Linked DNA regions of Homo sapiens: region 1 is linked to region 2. Evidence: read pairs that join two places in POLR2A ChIA-PET (ENCODE). Cell type or tissue: B cell. All regions are shown on one strand. Each heading gives the region's core, and the rest is flanking DNA. Links, peaks and the distances in the headings are about the cores only. Region 1 overlaps NIBAN1 (niban apoptosis regulator 1). Region 2 overlaps NIBAN1 (niban apoptosis regulator 1).

The links. Peaks named below come from ENCODE experiments on the same cell type or tissue, not always from the same donor. Only the 100,000 strongest peaks of a DNase experiment are listed, where the experiment ranks them.
Region 1: POLR2A ChIA-PET joins it to region 2 with 6 read pairs; 2 of 35 experiments call an interaction of 5 or more read pairs at or near these places.

Annotation. Positions count from the first base shown.
Region 1 is chr1:184,915,371-184,920,758 of GRCh38, forward strand. The region is part of intron 1 of NIBAN1 (niban apoptosis regulator 1); the gene reads right to left. Among named protein-coding and RNA genes, the nearest start is that of NIBAN1, 56 kb to the right of the region's middle. In B cell, for the core only: no CTCF peak of the experiment used is centred there; a DNase peak (open chromatin) is centred at 2,221.
Region 2 is chr1:184,859,904-184,865,291 of GRCh38, forward strand. All of the region lies in intron 5 of NIBAN1 (niban apoptosis regulator 1), which reads right to left. Among named protein-coding and RNA genes, the nearest start is that of EDEM3, 110 kb to the left of the region's middle. In B cell, for the core only: no CTCF peak of the experiment used is centred there; no DNase peak of the experiment used is centred there.

The DNA.
Region 1 (5,388 bases), core at 159-5,158, 56 kb after region 2:
GGATCTGTACAATCGCAGAGGGAGAAGGCTCTTGTTCTGGAGAAGTTAGTTGCACCAACATACGTGCTCACTGGTATCAAAGTACCAACTTCAAAGCCCTCTAAAGAATAGTAAGATGGTTTAGTACTTCTGGGGTGATGGGGGAGATTGTATTCCAGAATGCTGAGGGCACTTGATCAGTTTTCCTTTGTTTTGTTGTGATGGAGAGGAATAGAATAATATATAAGGTATGGCTCTGATGATGGGTAGCTTGAAGGATGGATGGCCTCGGCTGTATTTGATGTGGTAAGCGATTTTTGAAATCTAGTGAAGGAACTTAGAATGGAGGTAAGAGAGAACAACTAATGTGTAACTACACATAAATGTAATTTGAATAACAGATATAAAAGGGAAAGAGAAAGAGACAGAGACAGAGAGACATAGGTTGAAAGAAACCTGCATAGCAAAGGCTTCCTTAATGTCAGGTTGTTGACTTTAGGAAATAGAGAAAATAATGACCTCAGTAGGATTAAAGAATGGCTTGTTGGCAAAAGGCCTGGATTCTAGTCCATTCCTGAATATGCTGTTGTTTCAAGGAGCATATTATATAACTGCCACAGAGAATTCTGAAATTTCAATATAGTTTCAGAAGTCCACGAACATTCCCATTTTGCAGATGTGGAAGCCATCTGCTCATCTACTCTCCTTTATGGAATACAATGGGATTCTTCCAGATCACTTGAAGTTCTCCAAATAAAAGATACAAGCATTATAAGAAAGAATATTACTTGCAGAAGCAGAAACATAATATGCAAATAAATGTGTCTATTATTATTTCTGTGAGCTCTTCACATCATTGAAGCTGATCTGCATAGTATAAATAGATACCATTGCTTTGTAACAGAGATATCGATGTAGGGGAACGAAAAAATGGTAATGAGGGGAAAAAGAAAGTTGTAATAGGTAAATACATTATTTACATGTAATGCTAAAAGAAACTTAGGTTGGAAACTTAACTTCAGCTTACATTTTAAATTTTCACTTTATTTAATTGTAACAGGTACATGACAATGATAGGCTAACTGTAAATATTTAATTTTTATTTTACTACCACAGTAGATGGGGAATAAATTAGCTATGAGCAAAAAAAATCCAATTCATTAACTTCCCTTTATTCCCCTTGAATAATTATGTGTGTGTGTGTCTCCAAATAAACCATATACAACTTGGCCAAAGTTTTAAAATGAGGGGTTTTTTTTAAGTAAAATATTCAATTTCCAGGATAAGACTGAAAAGTGTTTGTTCCATTTAATATAACAAAATAAAGATATTTTATATTTATAATAAGACAAAAATAAATATTTTTGTTATTGAAGGAATGACTTATGAATTGATAAACTAGATATGTATGAAAATACTATGCCTGATCCATAACATTATTTCCTTTTTCTTTTCTCGTTTAAACCTGCTTATTCTACTATTCATCTCCTTCAGCCTTCCAAGCTCTTGCCCCTCCCGATTTCCCTAACCCTAGAACCCCTCCAAGTTTTACTTCCTTCACTACTTATCCTTGATCTCCAGGACTCATAGTTGATTCACTAACACCAGTCAAGAATATCTTTGATTTTCCTATCCCTAAGAAAATCTTTCTTCAAAATCTGCCCAGCCAATATCTAGCCACGGATCAACCCACCTGCCCATTTTCCCGGCTGCTTATTGCAGGCTTCCCAGCAGTACAGAAAACACTGCTATGCTGTGCGCTTGGCTCCGCTGCAGACAAATGAGCCCCAGCCTGGGCTGGACTCATTGCTGTTCAGCAAACTTTTTCTTATCCCCATGACTATCTCTTCCACTTTTTTTTTTTTTTTTCTTTGAGATGAAGTCTCACTCTGTCGCCCAGGCTGGAGTGCAGTGGCGCGATCTCAGCTCATTGCAAGCTCCACCTCCCGGGTTCATGCCATTCTGCCTCAGCCTCCCGAGTAGCTGGGACTACAGACACCCGCCACCACGCCCGGCTAATTTTTTTTTTTTTTTTTTTTTTTTTAGTAGAGACGGGGTTTCACCATGTTAGCCAGGAAGGTCTTGATCTGACCTCGTGATCCGCCCGCCTCGGCCTCCCAAAGTGCTGGGATTACAGGCGTGAGCCACCCTGCCCGGCCGGTCTCTTCCACTTTTCAAAGCAGCTCTCACATCTTCAAAAGTATCCTTAAACTCCCTTCTCCACCCTCCCTTTACTCAGACTTCCTCTTTTAAGCAAATGGAGATATAATAAGTTTCATTTCTCTTCTATCCACCTCTAAGTTCATCTCATCATCTACTATACTTTCCTCCTCCTGTCCACCTCAAAAGGAAGACCCCCCCAATATTTTTCGTCCAAACTCACTACATTAATTATCTCCTTTTTCTCGGATTGCCATTGTCTTCCTCACCACTAGTTTTCACCCACACATGCATTCAAGTCCCAGAAAAGAAAATTACTCATCTACCTCTCAGGCAACTGCCCTCTTTTTTACCCTTAACCATCAAACCTCTTGAAACAATACCCTGAATCCATTGTTCTCAGATTCATCACCTCTATCCACTTCTTAATCAGTCACTCTTTCCCTTAAAAACGCAACCCCACTGAACTGCCTGTACAACCCAATGACTCCTACATGTGTGTTTGCTGTCCCAACCTCTCCTGGATCCCTGCCGCATATTTCCAAATGTCTCCTGCTGAATAACTCCTTGTGAAAGTCCTGACAGGCACTTCGAATTTGCTCCCCTGTCTCGGTTAACAGATTCACCATCACCTGGGTGCCTGCAGTAGAAACCTCAGAATCATCCTTTTGGATCTCCTCCTCTAGGTGCCACAGTCAGCAAACCCTGCCCTTTGGGCTTTGGGGATCTCTCTCAAAAGCAATCTTGCCACCAACGACTGGTTCAGGCCCTCGTCTCTTACAAAAATAATGACTGCAATGAGCTCCTAACTTTGCCTCTAACTGCTCCCCTTTCAAACCCACTCTTCACATCACGGCAAAGGTAACATTAGAAAACACATAACTGATCAGGTCCTTCCCCTGATAAAAGCCACCTTGGGTTCTTCCAGGCTCTTCTCAAGTTGGTCCCAACCCACCTGTCCAGCTTCTCCTCTATCCACAGAGCGTTGTATATGCTGGCTATGGCACGTTCCCCACAGTGGTTAAGCATAGCACATTATAACTGCCTGTACTGTTCACCCTTCCTAGAACCTATAGACCCAGATAAATTCCTATTCATCTGCAAAGTCAAATTGCAAGTCTACCTTGAAGCTTCTCCTGAATTCTCCTTACCTAACGCCTTGGTCAGAATTAATTGTTCCCTTTTCTATATTTACCCAGTCTTTTACCTGAACCCCCATTTCTCCAATGTCTACACCATAATGTAATATAGTGATTTATTTACATGCCCTCTCTCTCCAGTATAGCAGCTCATTGAAAGTGCATTGCTCATCTTTGTTCCTGAGAGCCTAGAGTGGTCAGTAGCAGGCACAGAATTGATATTAGCTGTATAGTGAGTGTATTTTCCCTGTCCACCCTCCCAACATCCTCCACCATTGGAATAAAGGGAATGCACATGGAAAATTAATTTGCCACACAAATGGAACATTTACACCAACATTTAAACTTGTAAAAAAAAACCTCTAAAATTCTTTAGAAAACTCCATTCCAAAACTATTCTTTTTCTTACATACTGTGAGTTTATTATTCCTTCATTAGAGAACCAGAAAGACTACAAATAAATTTTAAGTTGTCAGAAAGACTCATCCTAAAGTAATATGTTTAGCTATGCAGTGATTTAGTGTGAGACACATTGAAAACAAACAAACAAAAAAAGATCAGTAATTTAAGCATGTAAATATCTGGTACAAACTGGCCTGTCCTGACCTATAGGTGAATCAAGGTGACCTGCCTGAAGCAGCCTTGGATTCCAGGGAAGGAGTTCCCAAAGGGAGCGCTGGAGTGTTTGATTCCTTTTCTCCAAATCCCATGTGAAGCTTACCATTCTGCTGGAAGCCAAGGCATCAAAACTACATGTTTACAAAGAAAGTTTTGAGGTGAATATTTAGATTAAGACCATGTTTATATGGCACAAAATACTTGGTTGGCTTAATCCGATTCAGTGCAAAGGGGAAAATAACCACGTTTAAACGGTCTTAATATCAGAAGTTATTTACTTCCTGGAAAATCAAAACACACTCAAATTTGCTTTGGAAATAATTTTAAAAAAAGAGACCATTAAGAAGAAAAGAAATGAGCTGCTTTGTCATCTGTTTTGCTGTTTCTCCTGAAGGGTTTCCGTGGTACTTTGGACTTGTCTCTATTAGGGTAATGGTAACAGGTGAGGAATAAAACGCAGCTGCATATTAACTCCCAAGGGGGAAATTCTGTAAACATCCTAGGTAATGAGTATAATATATACGTAAATATACAATGCCTTCTATGAGTCATTGGCTCTTTAATAATCTCCAGATAACAAAAAAAAATTGTTTTTAATCACAGGCAATCAAAAGTACCTTCAAGCAGAAGAAATTTCCTTTTTTCAGGGGCTGGGGGAGGGGGAGGTGTTGGGGATGAAAAGTCTTGTTGCAATTCATTACCCAGGGATAGAAAGAAAAAACTTATAGTTGTTATAATTTTAAATAAATAAGACCTGACACCAAAGTCAGGGAAATGAATGGACAGGAAATGCAGCAAACTTTAAAGAGGAAGTGGGTTTGAGCCTCCAACTGGAGGACATTGAGGAGGAGGAAACCTACAAGACGTGTAAAAATGGAAAATCAAGGCTCTCATCTTAAGAAAGAAACTCAGAGCCCATGACTAAATTATCGGAAAGATATGAAATACAACCAATTAACGTTTATGGCTATTTGAAGCGATCATAAGACATAATAATTGACACAATGGTTGTACAGATTTATGGGATACAGAGTGTGATATTTTGATATTTGCAATGTGTAATGATCAAATCAGGGTAATTACCATACTCATCACCTCAAACATTTATCATTTCTTTGTGTTGGGAACATTAAAAAATCCTCTCTTCTAGCTATTTGAAAATAAATAACAAATTATTGTTAACTATACTCACCCTACAGTGCTATAGAACACCAGAATTTATTCTTCCTGGTTATAATTTGACATCCTTTAACCAACCTCTCCCTATTCCCTTCACCCTTCCCAGCTTCTAACCACTATTAGTAACCACTACTCTACTCTCCACTTCTATGAGATGAACTTTTTTAAGCTTCCACATGAGTAAGAACATGCAATATTTATTAAATATCTTAATTATTATTAAATTTGGTAGTCTATCAACTGCTTTAAAATTATAAAAGTCGAAGCAAACAATAATTTTCTCCTACCAAAAAGAAATGTATTTTCTGATCTA
Region 2 (5,388 bases), core at 78-5,077:
AGGGTGTGTGCAAGGCAGTTAGCCTACAACCAAGCACTCCTGCAAGTCAGAGCCATGGGAAAGTGGAACCAAAGCCAGAACTTCAGGGAACGAAGGACTGTGGGGAGGCATTGGGAAGTGGTCATGTCCATGCAAGGACCGTAGACCACAAAGGGAAAGTAAGAAAAGGCTGGAAGAATAGACCCACTCATGAACTAGCTGAAAATGAACCAGAGAACTATGGTGTGAGTGGGGTTGGAATCAAAGCCATAGGACTAATATAGGCCCAGACTGTAGACAGAAGGAATGAAAAGGAGTTTAATGGGCATTTTAGGGTATGCAAAGCTGTAGGCAGGTGGGAGGAAGCATGCTAAATATAGCACTGCGGCGGGGGCGGGGGGCCAGGGAGACGGGGGCAGATCTACCTCAAACTTCCAGAGTAAAACAAAAATTAATTTTGTAAACATGCAAAAAAATTCAAAATATTATAAAATTAGCTTCCAAAAATTGTATAATTGTGACTTAGAAGTCATTGCTTTTATTTATCCTCAGACATTGTGAAAAAAATTGTTCTATTAGGATAAAAAACAAAAACTGAATATTATTTATGGAGTAGCATCACAAAAATTGATGTGTTATTTTATGAAAATATTTTGTATCTTAAAAATCCTAACAGTGTATATATATTAAGTATTTACTGTATGTCAGTCATTGTACTAAGTACTGTCTTTTCATTATCTCAGGTAATTTTCACAATAACTATATGAATGGGCACTGACAATACCTCTGTCCCACTGATGAGAAAATTGAAGAGTAATGAGAGTGAGTAACACAGATCCTAAGTGGTGGAGCCAAGATCTGAATCCAAAATAGTCTTTCAAAATCAAATTCCAAATACTAAGCTTACAAACACCACACCATAATACCTCTTTCCACAAACAGGAAATTCATTTGAAATATGCAATCTCAAGTTTTGGAGAAAGTTTCTTGTCTGCTTAGAGTCTACTTCATGATGAGACACACATTATCACACCCAAGTAATTTGTGCCCACACATGTTTCAGTCATACAAAGTCCACGGCCCACCCTACCTGAAAAGGCATGGATCAAATGAAATATTGTAGCTCTTATTTTCAAGTATTTTCTAGACCAGGGGTCAGCAAACTTTTTCTGTAAAAGGCAAAATAGTAAACATTGTAGGCTTTGTGAGCCATTCAGTCTCTGTTGCCACTAGTCAACTCTGCCATTCTATTGCAGAAGCAGCCCAAAATACCTAGGCAAATGGTGTGGCTGTGTTCCACACACAAACAGGTGGCAGCCAGACTTGCCAGCTCTTGCTCCAGACCATATGTTCTTCAGGGCTAATTTGCCACGTTCACAGATTCCTTTCCTTGAACCAATCTAAATCAAGTCCCTCTTATAATTTCTTGGTGCATCCTTTACACACGTATCTCAATTTGTAATTAAATATTTTTTTCTTTATTATTACTAGTTTGTAACTTCTAAGAAGGCAGGGATCATGTCTGTTTTCTATAGCACTGGACTGTCAGCACTTAGCAAGGGCTCAGCATACAAAAGGTGCTGATAAGTATTTGTTGGCAGAAGGAAGGGACAAGAGGAAAGAAGACAGGAAGGGGGGAAGAGGAGGGAGGAAGGGAGGAAGGGAGGGAGGAAGGGAAAGAAGGAGAGAAGGAAGGAAGGAGGGAAGGAAGGAGGGAAGGAAGGAAGGAAAGGAGAATGAAGGAAGGAAAGAGAAAAGGAGAAGGAAAAGGAAGGAAGGAAGGAGGAAGGGAGGGAGGGAAGGAGTGAGGGAAGGAAAGAAGGAAGGAAGGGGAAAAGGAGAGAAGGAGAAGGGGAGGGAGGAAGGGAGGAAAGAAGAAAGGAGGGAGGGAGGAAAGAAGGAAAGAAGAAGGGAGGGAAGAAGAGAGAGAAGGAGGGAGGGAAGTAGGGAGGTAGGGAGTTATCAGTTCTTCATAATTAATCTTGCTCTGTGTTCTGAAGTGGAATTAGTGTGCTCCAGAAAGCCATCTTCCCCTGCACAGTGACTAGTACTGTCAGCTAGGGACTAAGGCATGCCCCAATGTCCTTTTATGTGAAAGAAAAACAAATTTTCTATCCTTTTCTCCACAGGTTCAAGGGCACTCACTATTATTCCACAGTTCAAAGAAAGGAAAGAACAATAAGATTGACCTGGCCTTTTCCTTGCAAAAAGTCAACATTAGACCATGCCAAAGTACATATTAGAAAAATCGCCCGCAGACCTTCCCTGGCACCTGCAGACCTTCCCTTGTTTATCTCCGAATGCTCCCCCTGCCCGGTTAACAGCAGCCACTGTCCCGTGATGGAAGTGGCTAGCTAACACTGGGTCTCTTGATCCTCCTCAGGTCAGCTTCCTAGTCGATGCTCCATTTCTCAACAGGTTTTTCATACTTTTTTTTTTTTAAGGTGAGATCTCACTATGTTGCCCAGGCTGGAGTGCTGTGGCTATTCACAGGCGCAATCATTGTGCAGTACAGCCTTGAATTCCTGGGCTCAAGCGATCCTCCTGCCTCAGCTTCGAGAGCAGCTGGGACTACAGTGGTATGCCACCATGCTCAGCCCTCTTACCAGGTTTTTGTTTTGTTTTGTTAAAATAATTATCTCCATATTTATTTGAAATAGAAAATGAACACATTTTTTAGCAATACCAAGCATCTGAAGTCCCAGGTGCAAATGAAGAACTTGAAAGATCCTAAAATTTTGAGCTTCCATGGCAGAAGGCATATCTTCAGTTGCCTGATTTTATTTCTTGGTATTTCCCCTTTTTGTTTTTAAAGAATTCCATATGCCCATCTCAAACACAGAAAAGAAACAAATCTCCCTTTTGTGGTCATATGAGAAACAGCAGCATTAATTGGAAAATATCAGAATATTGATAATTGTATAGCCAAGCTATCCCACAGTTTTTCTTTTCTTTTTTTTTTTAATAACTTTTATTTTAAGTTCAGGGGTAAAAGTGCAGGTTGTTACACAGGTAAACTTGTGTCATAGGTGTTTGTTGTACAGATTATTTCATCACCCAGGTATTAAGCCCAGTATCTGGTATTTATGTTTTCTGATCCTCTCCTTTTTCCCACCCTCCAGCCTCCGGAGGCACCCCTGTGTGTTGTTTCTCACCAGGTTTTATTAGTTTAACATTACGTCCTCCTTAAAAGAGTTCTGAGAACCTCACGTGTAGCAGTTCATTCTCTCCCTCCTCATCACCACACGATGCGGTAGGCATTACTAGTTGACCTGTCCAATGTTCTCTGCCCTATGAAGCTTTGAACACTAAGGTTATTCTCTTTCCCACACTCTCAGTTGGTCTTATCTTCCTCTGGAACTACTGATACCTTATTCTTAGGACAACAAGAAGAAAGATAAGTTTATTTTTGTTTTTATTCTGGCAGACACAGAACTGACTTGAGGCTTCACCTCTGATATTCTGGAAATGTTGTTTCTTCTAATACAATAAAAATGCAACGGTGTCTTCAGAAGATGCATGTAATAGATGCCACCTGGGGACTTTAACTGAGTTCAAATTAGTTTTTTTTGTTTGTTTGTTTATGTATTTTTGGTTTACAGATTCAATTTCTATTTTCAATTAAATAAAATTCCCAGAAGCAAGCAACTGCAATTGCAATTTCAGAATCTAGATTGCCTACATTTACAAGAGACACTTTTACCTTCTGGAGCAAAACAAAATATGTCTGATCCTTCCTCTACGTGACAAAAGATATTTGAAGATTTTTTTCCTCCCTTCAACCACTGTCAGGTTAAACATAACCCAGTTTTCTCAGTCATATGACCTGGTTGCCAGACCTCTTACTATTCAAGCACTGGACATACTCTAGTATGACCAGCAATAAGCAGTAAGAGCAGAGATCTAGGTATTCATTGGTTTAATAGCTTAATTAGCTATTGTGACCTTAAATAGCTTTGTGACTTTAAATATACTTCTTAATTTCCATGAACCTCAGTGTCATCTGAAAAATGGAGATAAAATTTGTTCCTCCTTAGTATTGTCATAGGGATCGAAAGAGCATACATTAAACACTCAGTGTATTACCTGGCATTCAATAATTGGTTGCTAGTATTGTTACTTTCTAAAATCCCTCTTCAAATGTAGCAGGAGAAACTGAATATATAATCCTTTAGTTGTCAGGCTCTTTAATACACAACAATTACGAGCTTGAGCTTTGGAGTTAAACATTCAGGATTGAATTCTGAGTCCACCACTTGATAACTGCCTACCTCTAGGCAATCTCCTTTAGCTATCTAAATCTTGGTTTCCTACGGACAATAATGCTGTTTAACTAAAAGGATTGTTGTCAGCCTTCACACAGTGCTTGGCACACGGTAAGTGCTCAATAAATATTAGCAATGTGAGCTATCATTAGTATTTTATCATTATAATTGGCAATCATACTTCTGACAAACTATAACGTACAAACCATTTCATTTTTATTTTCTTCCTCTAGGAGCTATATAACAGCCAATAAACACTTTATAGGTACATTATTCTAGTCTGTGAACAAGTGTGAATTACACATTTGAATAGGGTGAATTTAGAGGAAGCTGTTATCTTCCCTGACATTATTCCAGTAACGGAAGCCACTTCATTGTGAGAGGAAGAGTCTGCAGAGGTGAAGAAATGTTGTTTGGGTTCTTTTGTTAAGTCACTTCTTCAAAAGTGATGGTAAGTGTTACAGTCACCAAGGTGACTGTAAAAAAAAATACGTAAAATGAAAATAGATGCATTAAAAAATAATATTTTATTCACAAACTAGACATCTAACAAAGGTCTAATATTCAGAACCTTTAAGGAACTTAATTGAACAAGCAAAAAACAAATAATCGCATTAAAAATGGGCAAAAGACATGAATAGACAATTCTCAGAAGAAGACATACAAACGGCCAACAAACATATTTTAAGAATGCATATGTACCCTAAAACTTAAAGTATAATAATAATAAAAGAAAAAAAAAACATTGGCAGCATTTATAAGAACTAACTAGTTATAAGTAGTTCACTAAGAATGACCTCATCACAGGTTTTAGCTGAAACAATATAAAACTAAAGAGGTCAAAAAAAAAAAAAAAAAGAATGCTCAGTATCACTAATCATCAGAGAAATGCAAATCAAAATCACAATGTGATACCATCTCACACCAGTCAGAATGGCTATTACTAAAAAGTCAAAAAATAACAGATGCTGGTGAGGTGCAGAGAAAAGGGAATGCTTATACATGGTAGATAGGAATGTAAGTTAGTTCAGCCACTGTGGAAAGCAGTCTGGAATCAGCCTTGGTGCCCATCAACAGTGGGCTGGGCAAAGAAAATGTGGTATATATACACAATGGGATACTACACAGCTATTAAAAAAAGAAC